Regions from separate parts of the Homo sapiens genome. Here region 2 is linked to region 1. Evidence: chromatin loops called from intact Hi-C (ENCODE). Cell type or tissue: IMR-90. All regions are shown on one strand. Each heading gives the region's core, and the rest is flanking DNA. Links, peaks and the distances in the headings are about the cores only.

Region 1 (2,918 bases), core at 167-2,666:
TATTCTCTTATCTGGCCCCATCCACAACCTGCTGATTGGTAGAGCCGAGTGGTGTGTTTTGACAGGGCGCTGATCGGTGCCTTTACAACCCCTGAGCTAGACACAAAGGTTCTCCACGTCCCCACCGGATACAGAGTGTGGACACAAAGGTTTTCCACGTCCCCACTAGAGTAGCTAGATACAGAGTGTCAACTGGTGCATTCACAAACCCTGAGCTAGACACAGGGTGCTGATTGGTGTGTTTACAAACCTTGAGCTAGATACAGAGTGCCGATTGGTGTATTTACAATCCCTGAGCTAGACATAAAGGTTCTCCACGTCCCCACCAGACTCAGGAGCCCAGCTGGCTTCACCCAGTGGATCCCGCACCGGGGCTGCAAGTGGAGCTGCCTGCCAATCCCGCACCATGTGCCCGCAGTCCTCAGCCCTTGGGTGGTCCATGGGACTGGGCGCCATGGAGCAGGGGGCAGCGCTCGTCCGGGAGGCTCGGGCCGCACAGGAGCCCACGGAGCGCGGGGAGGCTCAGGCATGGCGGGCTGCAGGTCCCGAGCCCTGCCCCGCGGGAAGGCAGCTAAGGCCCCGCGAGAAATTGAGCACAGCAGCTGCTGGCCCAGGTGCTACGCCCCTCACTGCCCGGGGCGGTGGGGCCCCGCCGGCCGCTCCTAGTGCGGGGTCCGCCCAGCCCACGCGCACCCGGAACTCGCGCTGGCCCGGAACTCGCGCTGGCCCGGAACTCGCGCTGGCCCGGAACTCGCGCTGGCCCAGAACTCGCGCTGGCAGGGAAGCACCGCGCGCAGCCCCGCTTCCCGCCCGCGCCTCTCCCTCCACACCTCCTCACAAGCTGAGGGAGCCGGCTCCGGCCTTAGCCAGCCCAGAAAGGGGCTCCCACAGTGCAGCGGCGGGCTGAAGGGCTCCTCAAGTGCCGCCAAAGTGGGAGCCCAGGCAGAGGAGGCGCCGAGAGCGAGCGAGGGCTGTGAGGACTGCCAGCATGCTGTCACCTCTCAGTATAATTTAAGATCAACCCTAATTGAAAATACTATATTTTGAAGGTAAAATCTCAGGTTTTTTGCTATTTTGCTCATTGTTTTAACTTCATGTCTACTTTGAATGTAATTATAGGTGGTGGAATCTACACAAATATATCATTATTATTATTAATAGAATGACAAAACTTTTTAATTACAAAAAAGCATCCACATTTGTTATTGACCTGTTCCAATCAAACTAGTAAGAAAATACCTCTTTCAATAACTTCAAAGATTTCATTTAAACATGTGTCAATTTCTTAAGAAGCAAATATAACAGAATGCCAGTTCTCTTGAGATTAATGGGCTTGCTCGAAGGAAAATAGCACCAGAAGTATGATTATTTCAAATAATTCAAAAGACAATAGTTTCTTTCCCCCTTGTTCCCACTTATATTCTGTTCTATGACAACTGACTCTTCACTCACTTGTAAGCACAGCAGTTCTCATAAAAATATAAATCCTTAATTTCTCCCAGTTTTCTTGTTATTCTCTAGAGGTAAAACCAAACAAATTTCAATAAGCTAAAAAAAAAAGAAAGTGAACTTGCCAAATTAAGAGCTGGTTCATGAGACTGGGTTTGCTATGTGTTTAAACAAAGTCATGATTCATTAACTATGCCTGTAACAATCAAATAAACAAAACCATGCTCTACAAGGCATCCATTAGCACGTTTAAGTGCATAAATCACTAACCATGTGACTTACGGCTTAACCGTTTGCCGAAAACAGCTGTTTTCTCAGTTCAGATAATGAAGAGAAAAAAACAGCTGAAGCCAATTAGTGGATAAGCATTCATTCCGAAATATCTGAGACAGTTGAGTGATTTGTTTTGCAGGCCAGATATGTTGTTATCCAGACCCAAGTAAGAAAGCTCCTTTTACAATAAATTGAAGGTTTTATATTAACCCTTGTTTGTATTCGGCTCTCCTCCAAACAGCAAGCAGAGCAACAAACAAACAAACAGCTGATTAAAATCCAGTGTCCTTGAAAGCATTGCAGTGCATTATTTATTTAGGATTGTTTGTTTTGTTGCTCATGGAATATTTTAAGCATTCATGAAGACTAGGGCAAAGCAAAATATCTAATTTCAAGCAGAAATTATGTTTACCAAAGAGAAGTTATCTATCAAACAGAAATAGACTCTAGAAAAGACTGAGTATATTTTATATACTCAGATGCTGAAAGGAGATCTATTTTCAACAATGGAAAAACTTTAAACATTGCATTTTAGGTTGGAATCAACACCATTGTCAGCAAAATTATTTATTGAGTTTTACGTGGGAATCCTCCAGTGAAAGATTTTATGCAGCTTCTCCTGCTACAGTAAGGGTATAATCTGGAACTTCCCTTGCTTTGACAGTCCTGATAATTGAATTAATATCATTCACTAATAAAAATTCCAGAAACATGACAGATTTCCCTCGAAGGAGTCATCACCAGGCAAGGTACCAAGACACAATCTTTCTTGCAAAGACTGCCTTGTCACAGACAGGAAGGAGAGCTGGCTTTGCAATCAGATCAGCTGAATTCTGACTGGGCCACTTACTAGTTGGGCAATGATTGTTAGCTTTTGGAATCCTTCTGAACCTCAGTTTCTTCATCTATATAACACAGATAATTACATATCTCAAAGCCTTACAAGTTTGTATTGTGAAATTTAAATGAGTCATTTACTTTTTGATGAAGTTGACATAGTATGAGTTTAATCCAAAGGTCAATTCTCCTAGTGAAATGTGAAAATATATTTTAAAAATGGCTAACATTCTGCCTGTTATAAAATGAGCATTCAAAATAAGTGGAAGTTATTTTCATTATTTCTCATGGAAGTCAAATGTCTTGGGTTGTCTGAGAGAGACTGAACTTTTATAATCGGAGAAGAATGGATTGATCAT
Region 2 (2,918 bases), core at 275-2,774, 53 kb before region 1:
CATAAAGTGTTTAACAAAGTGGCTGGAATGAATGTGGTAAGTTCTCTCTCTCTCCTCTCTCTCTCTCTGTATACGTATACATTCATATATATGCATACACAGAGAAAGAGCACTTACACATATGTACGTGTGTGTATATATACATATACATACATATATATACATATACAAACCTATATATAGAGTTCTATCAGTCAAGCAAGAGATTAAACAAAATTTCTGACTGAAAAAAGGAAAGTCATGGTATTAAATAATTTGCAGTGAGTATTGAAACCATATAAACATAGAACATAAGGTAAATAAAGTTGAATGTAATTATAAGAGAGAGCAAATCTTTCTCTGAAATCACTGACATGGACATTCTAGTCCTCCAATATACCTCTCATCCTCTTAGATAAAATGCTTACTTATTCACACTATAACAGGCATCTCTGGTTTCACTGAGACATCAATTTCAATTTCTCCCTATGCATTATCCATTAGCTACCCGCTACCATCTCTTCTATTTGTTATGGCTTCCGTGATCCATCTTTTAAACCACTTTCTTGTGAATACATAAAACTCGTTTACTCCAGTGTCTTCCCAACTCCTTGGCAAAAAATATCAATTTTTAATGAATATAATTATTTTTAGTTTGTATACATAACTCTAGGGATAGTAGCTGTGTGCTACTAGAGATAATGTAGAAACAAATAAACTGATTCCTCTGTTAATCTGTCCTTTTCTGGGGTTTAAAGCCTGGCAAGTAATCTTGTGATATTTTTCTAGTTAGATTCCTCTCCCTATAACCACAAAGACAAATGTAAACTTTCTCTTCCTTAAACCTTCGGTTCAGTCCTGTCCCATTCGATCTCAAAAACTTATCTTCCTTCTTATTTTACTTAGACAATGGATGGGAATATAAACTTTCTTCTTTCACACCCATCCTTTCCTCCCTTGGCGAGGTTGTAGTGATAGAGGTGCTTCTAGAAAATCAATACCTCACCTGGATTCCCATCATTTACTTTTCTGTTTCAATTTGTTATCAATAAGTTGATAAGAAATATAACATTCCCCTTCTCCGCTCTCCTCCTTTCTCCTGAATTCTTTTCATTTATGCTTACATATGCTCAATTTCTCACATCCTAAAAGAAATAAACAAAATACTGACTTATGTACCTTTTCTGGAGAGCAAAATCACTTCAATTATTGTCTACAACTCATTGATTTCATGTCCTGACTCTCACTCTTCAAACAAAGCTAGTCTGGCTTCTGTACCCACCATTTTAATGAAACTGCTTTGTCCATGGTAACCACTAACTCTGAGTCACTAAATCCTCAGTGGTGTATTTAAGTCTTTTTCCTAATAGATTCCTCGGCAAGATTTAACACAGAAAAAAATATCCTACTTCCTTAAGTGTTCTGTCTTTCCTTGGAACTTCTGTCAGCAGATTCTTTTCTCATTGGTCACTAATTTTCCATTTTTACTCATTCCTTCAATATTGTAGTTTATCAGGGCTTAGACCTTTTCAGCTCTCTGTAGGTGATATAACCCACTCTCCTAGGTTCAACTATTAGCTATATGCCAACTACTCTCATTTCTCTTCCTCTGGACTAGACCTTTCTTCTGAACCCCAGGGTCACATCCCCAGCAGCACACTTTTATCTCCACTTGAATATTCATGGATTTCTCAACTCATCCTATCTAAGCCCGAACTCATCTCCTCCTCTCTACCCTCTTCCTCCTCCACTGTTCTCCATCTCATTTGTGTCACCCCCTTTTCTAAGCAGAATTCCAAAATGGCCACAATCTCTGGTGTACATGCCCTCTGTAACCCCTGGGACTGTGAACAACACCGATTTCACTTGTGTTATTGAGTTGTCATATAGTACAGTTGTCTCTAAGTAATCACCTGAGCCCTATAAAAGTGGAGAAGGGAGTCAAAATTTCAAAGAATGGGAGAGACTCAACATAGCATTGCTGCCTGCAAGATAGAGAAGGCCACATGATAAGGAAATGCAGGTGGCTTCTTAGAGAGAGAACAGACCTCTGGTTGACAACTAGGAAGGAAAACAGGGCCCTAGTCCTACAACCTCAAAGATCTAACATTCATCAAAAAGAATGAGCTTGAAAGACAAGTTTTCTTGAGAGTCTTCAGACAAGAATACAGCCCAGTCAACATCTTGATTACAGTCTTGTGACACTCTGAGATGAGGTTGCAGCCATGCCATACCTGACTTGGAAGCTACAGAACTGTAAACAAATAAGTGGGTGCTGTTTCAAGCCAAAATTGTGTGGTAATTTGTTATGCAGCAAGAGAAAAATAGTACATCATCTGTCAACGGAGTTTTTGAGAGTCAAACAATCCTGAAAACTATCATTACTTTCTTTCTGTTAAGTTATTCCAAAACTCAATCAGTCAATGAGTCTTACAGACTCTCTGTCATGTATTTGAATCTACCCAGCTCTGCATATCCCCTTGATACCATCCTAGCCTAATTTGTTACTGTCTCTTGAATAGAACTCTGAACTACATTCCTAATTTGTTGCTCCCAATTCATGCCTGCCTCAATCTAATCCACTCTTTACAATGTAGCCAGGTGTATTTTAAATCAACCACGGATCATATTACTCTCTCTTCAATGTCGTCATCTCGCTGATAGTAACAACACTGTTAGTTCCATTCCAAGTATCTCTCTGACTCGAGAGGCACTGCATGGGATGTTCCCCTTTTACCAACACCTTCTTCCATTCCCTACATGAATGTCACCCATTCCCTACGCAACAGTCTCAAATGCTTTCTTTCAACTCCTGTCATGTGCTGTGCTTCTCTCACTGCAAAGCTCAATATATTCTTCTCTGTCTCCTACATATGCTTTTGATCTCCTTCCATCTTTCCTTGTCTAGTTAATTCATGAGCATCCTCAGGTCTTAGGTT

The links. Peaks named below come from ENCODE experiments on the same cell type or tissue, not always from the same donor. Only the 100,000 strongest peaks of a DNase experiment are listed, where the experiment ranks them.
Region 2: a loop joins it to region 1, with 6 times the contacts of the local background. A loop is called at or near these places in 1 of 110 quality-filtered maps.

The regions. Positions count from the first base shown.
Region 1 is chr6:112,688,951-112,691,868 of GRCh38, forward strand. It overlaps LOC105377949 (a long non-coding RNA gene), which reads left to right and starts at 950. Exons shown (of 6, transcript XR_001744304.2): 1 at 950-1,049. In IMR-90, for the core only: no CTCF peak of the experiment used is centred there; DNase peaks (open chromatin) are centred at 1,641 and 2,531.
Region 2 is chr6:112,635,744-112,638,661 of GRCh38, forward strand. No RefSeq gene overlaps it. Among named protein-coding and RNA genes, the nearest start is that of RFPL4B, 290 kb to the left of the region's middle. In IMR-90, for the core only: no CTCF peak of the experiment used is centred there; a DNase peak (open chromatin) is centred at 1,328.